Regions from separate parts of the Homo sapiens genome. Here region 2 is linked to region 1. A link is a loop called in an ENCODE intact Hi-C map of the cell type or tissue named here. Cell type or tissue: A673. All regions are shown on one strand. Each heading gives the region's core, and the rest is flanking DNA. Links, peaks and the distances in the headings are about the cores only.

What was found. A loop is a pair of places that touch in the nucleus more often than their neighbours do. Peaks named below come from ENCODE experiments on the same cell type or tissue, not always from the same donor. Only the 100,000 strongest peaks of a DNase experiment are listed, where the experiment ranks them.
Region 2: it touches region 1 in a loop (7-fold over the local background); 21 of 110 quality-filtered maps call a loop at or near these places.

What each region holds. Positions count from the first base shown.
Region 1 is chr14:30,001,377-30,009,725 of GRCh38, forward strand. No RefSeq gene overlaps it. Among named protein-coding and RNA genes, the nearest start is that of PRKD1, 78 kb to the left of the region's middle. In A673, for the core only: a CTCF peak has its summit at 3,948 (motif pointing left); a DNase peak (open chromatin) is centred at 3,935; H3K4me3 peaks cover 945 bases.
Region 2 is chr14:29,705,109-29,713,457 of GRCh38, forward strand. The region is part of intron 2 of PRKD1 (protein kinase D1); the gene reads right to left. Among named protein-coding and RNA genes, the nearest start is that of PRKD1, 220 kb to the right of the region's middle. In A673, for the core only: a CTCF peak has its summit at 5,107; a DNase peak (open chromatin) is centred at 5,113; H3K27ac peaks cover 1,500 bases.

The DNA of each region.
Region 1 (8,349 bases), core at 214-8,213:
GTTACAGTGGCACAGCTATAATTTTCCTATATCACTGATCTTTATTTAGTAATCTACCTTATTCAAATATTCAGTAACCTAAAACCAACTAACCAATTTTGCTTATAATTCCAAAATATTATCAAAATGGTGAGTTGCACATCCTAAGTGATGTTTGGTGTCCAAATATTGATACAAACAACATTGTGCCTGTTGTTTCAGGTTTCTTTATGTTTGGTTTTAAATATACTTTATCAATTAGTTTGACCACAGTTTCAAATAATAATTATATTTTTGGATTAATGGGGAACTCTGCATTTTAGGGTTAACCTCTTGTTTCTTTCAGTTTCCAGAAACTGTTTTCTTCAGTTTCTCAGAGACTGAGATCTCAGTCTCTCTGTATGATTGTGTGTATGTTAACAGAGTCAGAAACAATGGAGTTCACCTATTTCAAAGTCCTAATCAATATAAAATCCTCCTACAGCATTTTTGTCAACAGAACTATTTCTGCCAACTTTGTTTTTCTAAGTAGCAGAAGTATATGATTCAGGGTTACTGGAATTGTATGATAGAGTCTTACCTGGAGCTGAAGAGTTGTATTCCTAGAAAGCTTTTTGAAAAATGCAGCCTTTCCTGGATGAAAGCTGAGTGACAAAATGACTCCCAGAACTCTCTTTTGTTATGACCATGATCAACCGGAGAGTGAAACATCTATCTTACCTATCAGGCGGCTAAACAAAGCAACAATTGAAGGTTTAAGAAAAGAGGCAGCTAAACTGTTGGATTAATTATACTTTCTGTACTTGCTTGGGGGGCGGTGATGGGGTGGGGGAAGATTTCTTCCCTGCTTACCTAAATAGACATGGGCTAAGATTCTATTTTAGCTGGCTATAATGTACTTACTTGGAAATAACTTCCTAACATATGACTCCCCTTTCCCCACTATTAATCGTTCATCACAGAAACAATGAGGCCATGGCAGAGATCATTTCCTTCTCTGTCAGTGGTTGACTGGGTGGGTCTAATCAGGAGTTTGGAACCAGGGTGAGGAGAACCTGACTCAATTTCTTTGAGAGACTAATTTTTTTTTTCTTTTTTTTGAGACAGGGTCTCGCTTTGTTGCCCAAGTTGGAGTGCAGCGGCGCACTCTCAGCTCACTGCAGCCTCGACCGACTGGGCTCAAGTAGTCCTCTCACTTCCGCTTCCTGAGTAGCTGGGACCATAGGCATGCACCACCATGCCCAGCTAATTTTTGCATTTTTAGTAGAGATGAGGTTTCACCATGTTCCCCAGGATGGTCTCGAACTCCTGGGCTCAAAAGATCCACCCACCTCGACCTCCCAAAGTGCTAGGATTACAGGCGTGAGCCACCGTGCCTGGCCAACTATTCTTAAAATATGTAGGCTCAAAGCCTCTGGTGGGCATGATCTTCCTTTACATGGAGCAGAGATGTAGAGACAGCTATTACACAGAAATGAGAGTAAAGCGAATGTGTGGAAATTATCAGGTTGGTGTAAGCGTAAGTGCAGTTTTTGCATTACTTTTAATGGCAAGAACTGCACTCACATTTGCAGCAAGCTAATAGAAAACGAGGTGAAAAGAAAAGGGGTCTGAGTGAGAAATAATTCTGGACAGCATCCCGTGCTCTAGTTCTGGTACCTCTCAAGGCCATACTGCACTTCTGACCTTTGATTCTTGAAACAGTGCTTTATGCTTAAGCTAGCTGGCTTTTTTTTTTGTTGTTGTTGTTACTGGCAACCCAGAGAGTCCACAGTAGATTAGTTCAACATGCAACCTAAGAATTTACTTAAATTTCTGAACGACTTACGAGAGATACCAAAGAGATAAAAAGATAAAATTTTGCTTTGGATTAACTTAAAATCTTATTGGGAAAACAAGGCTTATGTTTATGACAAAACTCTGCACAACAATGCAGCATATTCCATAATGAGTATTTTGGGACATAATTATGTGCAGTAGAAAATGGAGAAATCTGTGTGGGCTCTAGCAGTGAAGGAAGAGATTGGAGGAATAATCTTTTATGTTAAACCTTGAATGATGAGTAGCATTTAGTTAAATAAAAAGTGAAGTGTGTTCTAGATTAAGAGATAAAGTAGCCAAGAATGACAGTAGTATTTGCAAGACTATAACTAAAGATGAAATTTGAGATGAAAGATGAGATTGGGTTGGGAGGGTGGAGTCAGATGACGGAGAGGCTTGAATTCCAAAATGAGGGATTATTTGCACTTTCTGTAATCAAGTAAAAGAGGAGTTGCAGACACTTGAGTAGTAGTGTAAAGTGACCAAATCTGTGTTTAAAAAGTTGAATCTCGCTGTGGTATGTTGTATAGTTTAGAGGCAAGTGTACTAATTTGGAAGATAGTTTATTTCTTACAGTTATTAGAGTGAGGTGAAAAATAGGACATGTGGAAGGAAAAACATAGTAACTTGAATCAGTGCTTCTCAAAATTACTGTATGCAAGAGTCACCTGGGGATCTTCTCAAAATGCAAACTTTTATTCAGTAGTTCCAGACTGAGGCCTGAAAATCTGAATTTCTAACCATCTCCTAGCTAATACCTATGCTGCTAGTCTGTGGATCGCACTGTGAGGGGCCAAGATTTGAAAATGATGATCTAATCTGGTGTGATGAAGGAAAGTAAAAGAGTCAAGGATGACCCCAAGGTTTCTAGTGTGCTACAGTTGACAGAAGAGAGAGAAAAAGGGAACTGGAAACATCTATTGAGTGACTACTGTTTGTTATTTTCTTTTATCCTGAGGCTCCATCTTACAAATAAATTCATTCATTCACCTAACACTTATTTCCTGAGTACCCACTAAGTGCCAGGCATTATTGTAAACCCTGTGGATTCAGTAATGAATAAAACAACTTAATAAGAAAACTCTGCTCACGATTTAAGGGGGAAGATAAATAAAATAATTAAAATATGTAGTATTAAAATTGGGAAAACCAAGTAAATAATCTTAAGTAACGTAGATATAACTTTGGCTGAGTCTCAGTCATACCAGTCACAGTGAACAACTTCTGCATAACACAGATATGACAGATTTACAAGACAGTCAAAATATATGTTGAAACTAAAACTATTTTTAAATCCTTTGAAAGGATTTTACTGAGTTAATAAAATATTGCTGAAAGGTCTAGATATTTTAGATGTGTTTCACTTGAACATATTTTTAATGAAAGCATGTACAAGAATGTGTAATGGAATATTTTGCAGCTTTTACAGTCATTCATCTCAGAACAAACATCTGTCTTGCTATTCAGTTGATGTATGGGCTAAGAGCTTATTTCCTATTTATAAGAGGCCTGCCTATACATTCCTCTTTGTTTCTTACCATAGATCACACAGAGGCATTTCTTTCCAAATCCACTGTAGAAATGTATTTCTATAGTAAATTGTAGGAAACACTATGGGATTAATTATTCAAAGAAAACAAAGAAACAGATTAAGAAATTTATGCTTGTATGTATATATCTATCTACATTTGTACTCCCACCATCTATGAATCTGTAAAAAAAGAATAAATAAAATGTAAACGGAAGCCTATTAAACAATAATTGCTATAAAACAATAGTTTCTCATCTTCAAAAATTTATATTTAAAAATTGCTAAATGTATCTTTGTTCACTAAGCACTTTAATTAACATCTATAACATGGTGATTATATTATTCAACATTTAAATGCTTAATTTGCAATCTGGAATTGCAGGCATTCCCTGATAAAGATATATTTTCATTTGTTGCATTTGTATTTTTAGTAGAAGGCAAAAATAAGAAGATACTTATATGGTAATATGATACTAGATCTGTAAACAAAAGTTTTAGTCACTCTTTTCCACGGCACTTGAGATTTAAAACACGGTAACAGTATTTTTATGTGTTGAAATGTCGGGTATTTTCATGTTATGAGAGGTTTGAAGTGCTGTACCTGCCATCTACTGGAAGTCTATGGGAGGTACATTTCCCTACTAGCAACTTAAGGCCTCCAGAGAGTCTAGAAAATGCTATCAGTGCTATTGAGGAAATTGTATCACAGGCTGTGAGGTCCTTTATTGCTGCTAAAGAAAATTAAAGATAAAATTATCTCATTAATCACTGGTTAAAGTACAAAATGGATCCATTTAAATTTCAGTAGGCGAAGTATAAAGAGTGGTTCACTTTTGAAATGTTATGGTTACTAGAAGGCCAGGAGCAGAGACTAACAAATGTCCTTCCCAGCATTCTTACTAAAGACAGCGCTGTAGCCCTGGAAAAATACGTGCATAAATTATAACTATTGCAAGTAGCTCTTAGCATCTAGGGTAGCCAGGCTTCTGAGATCTTCTCTAGTAACTTCTGTTTAATATTTCCGGGCTCATCTGGATTGTGAGAATAAGGGTAAGTGTACATGCAGGAGAAGACAGCATAAGCGGAGACTAGCTGAAATGTTGAAGTACTGCAAAGAATGAAACACCATAGTTAGTTCTTGAAATACATGCTTTGTGACTATATTTAATTCTTTCAACTATGCTCTGGGTTAGAATAGTTAACTCCAGATGTTCATATAACCTAGACACCTACAATTCCAGTTTCCTAGACTTTTCCTATTCAAATAATGTCGGTACATTTTCTTATCCTAAATAATTTAAATCTATCTAATGGCTCTTTTTTTTTCCTGAGTTAAAGAAAACAAACAAACAAAAAAGAAAACAAATACTAAGGGTTACTTAATTCATCTTTTATGAATGACTTTAAAAATTATGATTAGATAAACTTAAAAACATAAAATCTTTTAGCTTTTAATCATTCTGTACTTTCTGGTAACTAGAATAAATTCTTAGAAGTAAGCTCTAGAATGACATGATCATACTCATTTACAGTGTGAGGGTTTCATATGGATAAAGATTAATAGTGGCACTAAGAGGTAGAATAATTTAACTCAAGGTCATGCAATTTAGTGGCAGAGCTTAAACTATAATCCAGGTTGTTTTACTCTAGTCACTTGCTATATCTACTACCTTGTAGAAAATTGAAAGATTAGTAAACTGATGATTGCCTTGAATGTAATTATAAAATATATATCGGACTTGAAATTAAAATAGGCATGCCCTTGAGCAATTGTCATGTGAGAGAAGGGAAAGTAGGGGAGGAAGTATGAAGACATTTGCCAGAGGTGTCCTTGGCATTCTTTGAAATTCAAACAAGGAGATCATTCTCCGCGTCAGGGTCTCAGACTTAAATTAGGCCTCCCTTTACTTAAGCATACTGGAGAGAACACATAAAGGCAAAGGTGTCTGGGATTAGAGAGAAAGTTAGAAAGACAAGTGGCAGCCAGATATTTCTAAGGCTAAGTGATGACACAGTAGAAAGTCTATGTCTAGCAATATGACAGATTGAAGACCCTGAAAATCCTACTGTAAACACCTGTAAGTATGGGATAAAAACATAATGAGCATTGTTTAAAACGCATAGCCAAACTCACAAAGAAGTATGTAAAATCCCCTGGGGCTAAAAGCAAGGAGAAAATGGAAAGACAGATTAGTAAATGGATGCTGACACTTTGTCAGCTTGAGTTGGGAGTTGGGAGGAGTATTAGTCAGTCTTGCTATTGAAGGGAGTTGAATGAACATGATGGATCGAAAGACAAGGCCTTGGAACTGCTTGAGTTGGGGAGTTGGACTGGCAAACTCTCACTTCACAGACACATTCATAAAGCCAGGACAGATAAAGGGCTCTGCCCTACAGGAAAGGGTAGATAGGGAGAAATCTGTCTACTAGCAAAGTGAAATGACCTTGTTGAGTTGACCTGGGATCTAGATAGGAAAGAAAAGGCTACATCAACACTTTGCAATCACAGAAAGAGCAAATTAGACCCTGGGAGCTTCAGATAATTAAAAATCAAAACACATCACAACATGTTTAAACTGATTAAAATAAATAGAGGAAAAAATCAAAAGTCTAAGAAATTAATGCTATCAAAATACACAGAATACTTTGCAGCAATTTAGAAAAACTAGACCTATATATGCTGATATGTAAAGATCTTCAAAATTTATTATTTTCAAAAAGCTAGATATAAAAGCATCCTAGAGGGTAAGTCCATTGTTGTTGGCCATTGTTTTTTTTTGAGACAGAGTCTTGCTGTGTTGCCCAGGCTGGAGTGCAGTGGCGTGATCTGGGCTCACAGCAACCTCTGCCCCCTGGGTCCAAGTGATTCTCCCACCTCAGCCTCTCGAGTAGCTGGGATTACAGGTGCGAGCCTGATTGTTGTATTTTTAGCAGAGATGGGGTTTCACCATGTTGCCCAGGCTGGCCTTGAACTGCTGACCTCAAGTGATCAGCTTGCCTTGGCCTCCCAAAGGGCTGGGATTACAGGCGTGAGCCACTGTGCCCGACCCCATTGTTGTTTAAAAGAATTTAAAAGGCACTTGTGTGTTTGCTTTAAGGATGTTCATTTTCTTTATATTTAATCCTAATTAACTGTGTTATTCCCTCTAATTTATATTGAACATAATAAAACATGATTGCTAGTGAAAAAAATTGGACCAGGCAAATTTGAAAAAAAAAGAAAGGCATAAAACGTACTTGTAGAAATAAAAAATCTGGGCCGGGCGCGGTGGCTCACGCGTGTAATCCCAGCACTTTGGGAGGCCGAGGCGGGTGGATCATGAGGTCAGGAGATCGAGACCATCCTGGCTAACAAGGTGAAACCCCGTCTCTACTAAAAATACAAAAAATTAGCCGGGCGCGGTGGCGGGCACCTGTAGTCCCAGCTACTCGGGAGGCTGAGGCAGGAGAATGGCGTGAACCCGGGAAGTGGAGCTTGCAGTGAGCCGAGATTGCGCCACTGCAGTCCGCAGTCCGGCCTGGGCGACAGAGCGAGACTCCGTCTCAAAAAAAAAAAAAAAAAAAAAAAAAAAGAAATAAAAAATCTGGTCACTGAAATTTAAAAACGATATGGATGAAGAAAGAATTAGTGAACAGAAAGTTAAATTTGCAAACTGAAGAAAGTTCACAGAAATATACAGAGGTCAAGAGATGAAAAAATATGAAAGAATAAGAGACATAGAGGTAAAATGAGAAAGTCCTACATAAATTATAAAGAAGTTTCAGAGGAAAATGAGAATGAGAATCTATTTATTAAAATGGCTGACTATTTTCCAGAAGTGATAAAATACTCCAGTCCTCAGATTCAAGAAGTCCCATAATTCCCAAGTTGCCTCTACAGCATCAAAGTCAAATAAATACTTTTTAAAGCAAGACAAGAGACAGACTACCATCAACAATTAAAAACATGCCTGATTTCTCAGTAGCAATAATTTAAAAAGGGAAGACAGTGAGTTATCCTCCTTAGTGAGCTGAGAAAAAATTAAATTCTCATAAAATGAATATTTTGTGCTGATTTAATATCATTGAGGAATGGAATTTTAAAAAGACCTTTTCACAAATATAAATGGGTTGCATTTACTATCAATAGATCCACACTGAAGGAATTTTTAATTAATACTCTTCATCAAGAAGGACATTGATTCAGTAAAGAAAAACTGAGATGAAGGAAAGGTGAGCAAATAAATTGATAAATACTAGATAAAGCATTGACTGCATGAATCAACAATGGTAATGATAATTAATTTGGGAAGGGGGAAACGTGGAGACTTAAATACTCAATGAAAATAACATGCAAATTGGAGTGATAGTAATTGGTATTAATAGTTCTAAAGCATTTTATTTGGGGAGAGTCTGGTAAAGTATTTTATTTAGACATTATTATGTCAAGCAGGCATGTTAAAAAAATTAAAATAGCTCCTTAAAGAATAGAAAAAGAATATACAATATCCATGCAAGTAGAGAGGGGATGGGGAATAAGAAAACCTCAATCAATAAAAATGGGAGGAGAAGAGGAAAAAGAGAATGAGGCATAGAAAAACATGGTAAGTAGAGAATAGAATAAAAGAAAGAAAGAAATACTAGTACCCAGACCACTAAAAACTCGGGTTTCTAGGAATGAAAGTTTGGGTCACCCATGCAGATTAAAAAAAACTCCAACCAACTGAAATGCTAGGTTAGGACAAAGAGAACATAGAACTGGTAGTAGAAGACGGAAGTTGTAAATATCATCTATGGTCTAATGGCCAATTGCAGAAAAAAGCACTGTGCATCTAAACATATGTTACTCCTTGCTTGTTTTAATAAATTCTATGTATTAATAAAAAAATTCCTTATCCTTTTATCTATTATTTTATATGAGCAATGTTGGGGTATTAATTTTAAATTTATGTTATAGCAGTGGTAGTATGCCCAAGAGTGCAACAGCAGTTTTAGATCTGTGGATTTGATCCCAGGAATATTAGCGCCTTCCTCATCTT
Region 2 (8,349 bases), core at 311-8,310, 300 kb before region 1:
CACGTCGATATGTTATCCTCTAAAGACGATGATCTGAATAACCACTATCCTTATTTTATCCCTGAAATTTATCCCTGAAATAACTTATTCCCAAGAAATAAATGTATTTGAGCTTCTTGACATTTTTATCCTTATATTCCACAGAACTTAAGCAATTAAAATTATGAATGACCTCCATGTTATTTTAACATACTAGGTTGCTGCAAAAGTAATTGCGGTTTTTGCCACTGCTTTCATTTCAGAGATTAATTGAAAGTAAAGGCAAAAACTGCAATTACTTTTGCACCAACCTAACCCTCCTTTTATCAAACCTTTATCCTCTCGATGAACAGAAAAGCCAGATTCTGTTTTTTTTTTTGTCTTTATTGAGATATAATTCACATCCTATACAATTAACCCATTTAAAGTATATAGCTCAGTGGTTTTAAAAATATTCATAAGGTTCCTGAACCATCGCTGCTATCTGATTCCAAAATATTTCATCACTGCAAAATGAAACCCTGTCACTATTAGTAGTCACGACACATTCTTCCCTCCCTCAAGCCTATGGCAACCACTAATCTACTTTCTGTTTGTATGGTTGTACTGATTCCAGACATTTCATATAAATGCCATATAACATATAAACTGACTGGCTTCTTCATTTTGTCATAATGTTTTGCAGGTTCATCCATGATGTAACAAGTATCTTTACTTCATTTTTATAGCTAAATAATATTCTACTGAATGGGTATACCACATTTTCTTTAACCACCCCTTAGTTGATGAACATCTGTTTTTTCTACTTTTGGCTATAATTAATAATGCTACTATGAATATTTGTGTATAAACTTTTGTATGAACATATGTTTTCAATTCTTTGGGGTATAAACCAAGAAGTAGAATTGCTGGGAACTTCTTGAGGAACTGCCAAACTGTTTTCCAAAGCAGCTGCACCATTTTACATTCCATCAACAATTTATGAGGGTTCCAATCTTTCCACATCCTTGTCAAAATTGTTACTGTCTGTCTACTTGATTATAGCCATCCTACTGGATGTTAAATAGTATCTCACTGTAGTTTTGACTTGCATTTTCCTAATGACGAATGATGCTGAGCACCTTTTCATGTGCTTACTGGTCATATGTGTATCTTCTTTGGATAAATGTCTATTCAAATTCTTTGCCCATTTTATAAAATTGGTTTCCCCATTTCTTTTTAAGTCTTTGAATTTCAATGGAAATTCAATCCATATGCGTTATTCTTGTTCACTGATGAGTGTTTTCCAGGAAATCTTGTTAGATGCTGTTAAAATTATGAGTTTTAAAAACCCACACTAACATCCATTAAAACAATGTTGTCTTTGCAGTGACAAGTAATAATGATAATGTTCTAAACTGATTATCATCCATATCAAATTTAAATTCAAATCTGACTTAAGTGCCCATGACAACAATCAGCGTGAAAGTTTAATATATTCAAAAATAATTATTTAGCAACACTCATTGCCAGATGTTGCACAAGGCACCAGGGATAATAATAACAACAAGAAGAAAAAATGTTAAAACATGTAAGTGGCTTTAGTATCTCATATAATCTTTACCAAAAATCCTATGATATTATTGTTACACTTACAAATTAGGTAATCATGGTCCCTTCTTTCACAGAGTATCTTCTACTTTAAAACCAGCAAAAGTGTAATTATAAACAAAGTGAGATATGTTACTGAAGGGAACACCTGGTAGAAAAAGTTGCCTCACCCAAATGTGGTATTTCAGGTGAGATTCTTAGGGAAGGATATATGTGCTGAGTCATGAAAGATGAATTGAAATTAGCCAGGCAAATCAAATGAGGATGAAAATGCATACAAATAGTACAGGTTGAAGGACTAGCAGGTGTAAAAGGGAACTGGAAGCAAGGCAAGGCATTTCTTCTAATGTATTAAAAAAAATGGGAGCAGTTCCATATGCCCATATACTAGAATCGGGTAGAGTAGGGAGTAGAACAGGAAGCCATATTGCTGAAGAATTAAGTAGAAGTCAAATCACAAACAATTTCATAAATAATGTAGGAGGATTTAGCCTTATGCTATTGAAGGGTTTTATATAGAGAAATATTGTTATCCAATCCAGGCTTTAGAAGTTACTAGGATTACACAATAGAAAAGAATGAAATGAGAGGGAACAAAACTGGAGGCAAGGAAACCAACAAGGAAACTATTCCAGTGAGAAAGGTGGGAGAATATGGTACTTGAACTAGCAGATAGTAAGGGATGTAGTTATTTAATAGAAGGTAATATCAACAGAAGTTTGGGATACATTAGATTCCTTCAATTGTCCATTTAATTTATATGTATTGTGCTTATTGTCAGGCTCTGCTGTAGGCACTGAGAATATAGCATATAGCAATAAAGTAGAAAGATAATGTACCTGCCTTTGTGGAAATTATATTCGAGTGGGGAAGAAACATAAATAATAGCCAAATAGATAATTTATGATATATATCTGTAAGTCCAGTATCACTCACCTCTCCTATCAGTTTCTTCCCTGATGCAACCAAAGAACTGCTAACCATTTCCACCTCCAAACTAGGGCAGAACCTCCAATTCAGGCACTTTTTGTGTTTCTGGAGCTCAACTCCCTGTTTGTATATGAAACTCACTACTGGATTACTTCATGATATTAGTAACTTTTCACTGACTCCTGACTCTAGATTGTGTCTGTCGGCTTCATGAATGTTGATGTTCCATCCTGGACTCATTCTTTATTCATCATCATAAGATGGCCCCTGGGATACATCTTTCAGGCTAATAGATTACTGACCCTTCCAAGACCTCTCAAAAATATCTGGCTAATGACATATCAATCTTCATTAACTGCCCATCTCTTCTAACAGCAGCTCCTTGACCATCAAAGGTAATTTTGTCAACCTTACATTTGGAGGCTCACCTTTTATCTAAAACACAAATGCTGCTTAATAAATGCTGTTAGTCATTCTAGTGTGTTTATCATTCCTACCTAAGGAATTAACACATAATGATGTCCCCATCAAGCAGATAAGATGACATTAGGAAGGACAATTTAACAAGATGTCCAAATCAAGTCCCCAAATGAGGCAATGGGGAGTTGAAGGAACTAAGAAAGCACAGCCTAGAAATGATAAGACTTTAGGGCATTGACTATTTAAAGGATGACATTAAAAAGTGGCATTAGGATAATTTTACATATCTTCAGAGGAGCCAATAATGAAACAGACAATTGAAACTATTATTAGAATTTGAATCTACAAGTCTTCATTTTAGTGACTGAATAGGTATTAAGTGCATAAGCATCTGAATTTTTTGAAAAATTAATTTCAAAATGTATTGGTGGCCATGACGTTAAATAAAAGGTTTGTCTAGATATTTCGTTCTTACTAATTAGTCTCAGTGAGGTAAAGGGATCAAGCATCCTCACAAGTTAGAATATTTATTTAAGAAAAAAAATCTTTAGGCTGGGCGCACTGGCTCACGCCTGTAATCCCTGCACTTTGGAAGCAGGTGGATCCTTTCAGCTCAGGAGTTCGAGACCAGTCTGGGCAACATGGCAAAACCTCCTCTCTACAAAAAATACAAAAATTAGCCGGGCATGGTGGCTCGCATGCCAGTAGTCCCAGCTACGGAAGTGGGGAGGGTGCTGAGGTGGCAGGATCACTTGAGACCAGGAGGTAGAGGCTACAGTGAGCAATGTTCACACCACTGCACTCCAACCTGGGTGACAGAGCAAGTCCCTGTCTCAAAAACAAACAAACAAAACTTTAGGTCTTTAAATAAAAATAAAGCTACAACCACTCCCAAGATAGCAAAATTTTTTATATTTATTATAAGATATATTTTGGTGTACTTTATTAACTTTTACTATAGCATTAATGTGCCAAGTTTCTTCAATATGTACTGCATGCTTGGAAATTGTTATTAAGCAAATTCCCTTTGTTGATGGCAAATTCAGATCTAAAGAGAAGAGCTTCCTATATCTATTGATTAGCACCTGTTTCAGAAGCAGATTAGTTATGGAATAAAGTTGTCCCATAAAGTTAGCTTACTCAGTAAACAGAGTATGTTTCATTATTGTTACTAGTAAAGAATTTTAAAAGACATACAATTTATTTCCTTAAGTAAAAGGGAAAAATAGAAAAATATAGAAGAATTATTTTACAGTTTTTGTTGCATTAAGAACCATACCTACTTAATCATACCAGAATTCCAATTTATAAGCTTTTAAATCCCACCATATAAAAAATAAATCCGAGGAGATGATTAACACAAATTTCAAGACAGCGAGAAGGCACAGAGTCAGGGAAGGGGCACACAAAGGTTTTTCAGGATTATAGCATTGCTCTCATTGTTCAGGGGGACGGTTGTTATATTAGGATTCTCCAGAGAAAGAGAACCAATAAGAGAAATAGATAGATACAGATGCAGATACATAAAAAGATTTATTACAAGAAATTGGCTCAAATAATCATAGAGGCTGAGAAACCCCAAGATCTGCAGTTGGTAAGCTGGTGACCCAGGAGAGCCAATGGTATAGCTCCAGTCCAACTCTGAGTTCTAAAGCAGGAGAAGGCTGATGCAACAGCTTGGAAACAGGGAGAGAGAGCAAAATTTCCCTAGTCATTCTTTTTATTCTATTCAGGCCTTCAATTTATGGGATGATGCCCACACACATCAAGGAGGGCAATCTACTTTATTCCATCTACCAATATAAATATTAATCTCATTCAACCAATATAAATATTAATCTCATTCAGAAACACCCTCACAGACACACCGGGAATAACCTTTAACCAAACTCCATGGCCCAGTCAAGTTGACACAAAATTAGCAATCCCAGTTGGTTATACTGATATTCACTAGTGTTCAATTACTTCTTCACACAGTGTGTGTTTATTCTTTTTATATGTTTAAGAAGGAAAGTTGAATTAAAAAACAGAACTATGGCAAGAAGCACTAGAATTCATGTTATCAAATGTAGTAAAAAATAATAAAGACCTAAAATTGGGTTTTGAATAAGTAAATGGAGAAGAGACAAATCTTCCTGATGGAAGAATTCCATTTAATATATGCAGACACTCCACTCTCCAGAGGGTGGAGCTTTTCTTCCCTGCATTGAGGGTGAGACAGATTTAGTGACAGAGTTGGGCAAAGGAAGAAAATAGAAACTGTACAGTGGAGAAACCTGACAAACACGACTTTAACCAAGTGATAAAGGTTAACATTATCAGTGATGTCATGTGGATATCATGTACCCCTATGTGACGTGATAAGAAAGCTACTTCACTTCTATGGTATTCTTCCCCAGAATCTGTAACCCTAGTTTAATTATGAGAAAGACGTCCAATAAACCCAGATTGGTGACCATTCTACAGGATACCTGGCCTGTATTACTCAAGATGGTTAAGTCCATGAAAAACGAGGAAAGTCTGAGAAACCGTCACAGACCAGACCCCCAACAGAGCAGAGGAGACTTTGAAAATATAACAACAAAATGTAATGTGCTAGAGATTGAGTCCCGAGCAGAAACAGGACATTAATGAAAAAGATTGGTAAGTTCAAATCATATACCAATGTTAATTTCTTAGTTTTGACAAATGTACCATGACAATGTAAGATGATAATATTAGGGGAAAATAAATCTGGGTGAGACAAACTGTGTATATTTTGCTACTTTTCTGTAAATCTAAAATTATTCCAAAATACAAGTTTGTTAAAAAAATATATATTAGGTTGATTACTGAAACCCTTGCTAGGGTTTTATCATCTATGAAAGACAATCTGATTTCAAAACTAGAAAGATGCATTTGTGCTTGTCTCCCTCGTTCTGCATGTTAAGTACTCCAGGAGACCAAGAATAGATTTCAGTCATTAGAGATGGCAAACCAAGACCTCTGCTCAGCACTAAAAGTTTTTAAAAGCAAAGAACCAACCAGAGTAGAGATTTATACATGAGATAAGCCCAAGACTGCTGTTGACCTTGAAGGACAAAATAGATGAATCTATTTGACTCAACAGATAAACATTACACATTTGTCCTAGGTGGAAAAGGTGGTATATTGAGGCTATATAATTAAATATTTTTCATTAAAATTTTATAACAATGTTATAACATGTTAGAAAGTCCAATGTATTCTAAAGAGTAAGAGAGGCCAGGACTATGCTAATTAGTGTAAAGGAAGGGAATAATATTTTAACTTTAGAAACCTAAGAATACATGGACTTAAACTACACTGCATTATTTGGTAGTTAAGACAGCAATTGACAATCACACAGCTATAAACTAGATCCAACACAATATACAATGCAAATACAGAAGTAAATAAGACAGTGGAATAATGTTGTGGGGTTTCTTTTCCTTCATTGGTGGTTAGAAACCACTACATGTAATATGAAACGGGGAGATTCACATAATTTTAACTTTGGGATTTTCCAAATATATTAACTGCTTAAAACCAAATTTAAATTTTTAAAAATTGAGATCCAATTATGAAATCTTAAATCGCCAAGCAAAACGTATCAATCATGAACAAGTCTTTTCAGAATGACTACCTTATATCTGGTACTGACCTAACTGTCATATGGATCTTTTAAGAACCACAGCTTACAGTCCTTGTTCTTTAGTACTGTTAATCTTGATGGAGACGTACAGTAAATAAAGGCCTATCAAGTAAATCTATTTTAGTAAGTTTGTGTCATGCTCAACCATTACTTTTATTACTTTTCATGCCCTGACTTCACAGAAAGCAAATAATTGTTTACTGGTCAGTTCTCACAAATATAAATTATGTTTTTAAGTCTGTGAAATTCACATGATGGAAGATCTCATGTGGGATCACCATTAACAAATAGACAAATGAATTCAACTTAGACATTTAAACTTATAGGAATATTGAATAGGATTAAGCAAAGCAATTGCAAACTATCCAACTTTCGTTTCAGAACAAGTATGTCTACTCACTGTGAAGAAAGGTGTCTTTGGAAAGTAATACCAGATCTTTATTGTTTCCTAACACCCATCACTCCCAAATAATGTGATTGCAGAGAGCACAGTGAAACAAAAGGTAGTTTTTGGATTTCATTTTTCAGCACCACAAGATTAGTATGTGGGAGAAAATTCTTTTTTTTCTCTCTTCATCATTTTTTCCCCTAAATAGGGGACTAACTAACTGCTTGCCTCATTGAGAATTCTCCACACAGCTCTACATGATCAGTTTTTCTCTGGATTAACAAGTTATAATGATCAGAACCTCAAGAAACTTCTGAGGAAAATAAAAATAGAATAAGATGAGACCCAGGGTTAGCCAGAAATTTTTCATTTTCTAGAAACTGAAAGGCTGAAATTGCTTTATAACATGAAAAATAATTCAGAGCTGATTCAAATCCCAATTCTTGTATTAAAATGTATGTACTAAAGAAGCTATCTGGTATATTTATGTGTCAACTTTAAGCCTGAAGTCAGCACTGGTAGCAGACTATAGATGTCTTGAATGTTAAAAAAGTGAAGGTACAAATACATTCTGGTGTAGCATTGCTCTTTCCAAATACATTTTTCTATTTTATTCCTCCATACTGGCATAATGAATAGTGCTATTGCTGTTTAAGACTTAAAACAGCTGCATTTCTAATTTTGGCAGATTATGAGGGATTTTTATATGGGTTGCATGTTAAAAGCAAATAAATGACATGCCAACCAACAGAATGAGAGTGCTGGGCAGATGGTGGCATGGCTGAGTTATTGAACTGAAGTGCTATGCGCCACCAATCATGGAACAAAAGGAATATCTGGCAGCTTTTCAAATGAAGCCCAATCTTTTACCTCCAACAAAAATAATTAATGTCCATGAAGTCTTCAGCTAGCCATTTAGTAGCCATTCTCCAGTTGGCTTTGTTAATGCAGGCAGCCTTCAGTGACTTTTAATGATCACTGATCTTGAGGGTATGAAGTATTCTGCCTTTCCTTCCTTTTCTCCTCTAGGATCTTTTGTCGTGTGTGTCTGTGTGTATACAGAGAAAGAGAGAACTGAATATGGAAATAAAGTATTTGTTATGATTTTTCATCACTGCATAGGAAGAAATCAAAGGGCATTCCAATATGACCTCTTAGTAAAAAAGAGCATCTATCCACATAAAACCATAAAACAATCTTGATCAATATTGACCTTCATTGACCAATCCTGATTAACACATTTTTAAACCTGCATTCAGAATGCTACTAGGTACATTTACCCAAAATCTAGATGATTCGTTTGTGAATAAACATCAAGGAATCTACCAAAGAAAGATCTGGCCTTCAAGAGCAGGTTTTTATATGATTCAAGGCAGCTTATGAAGTATAA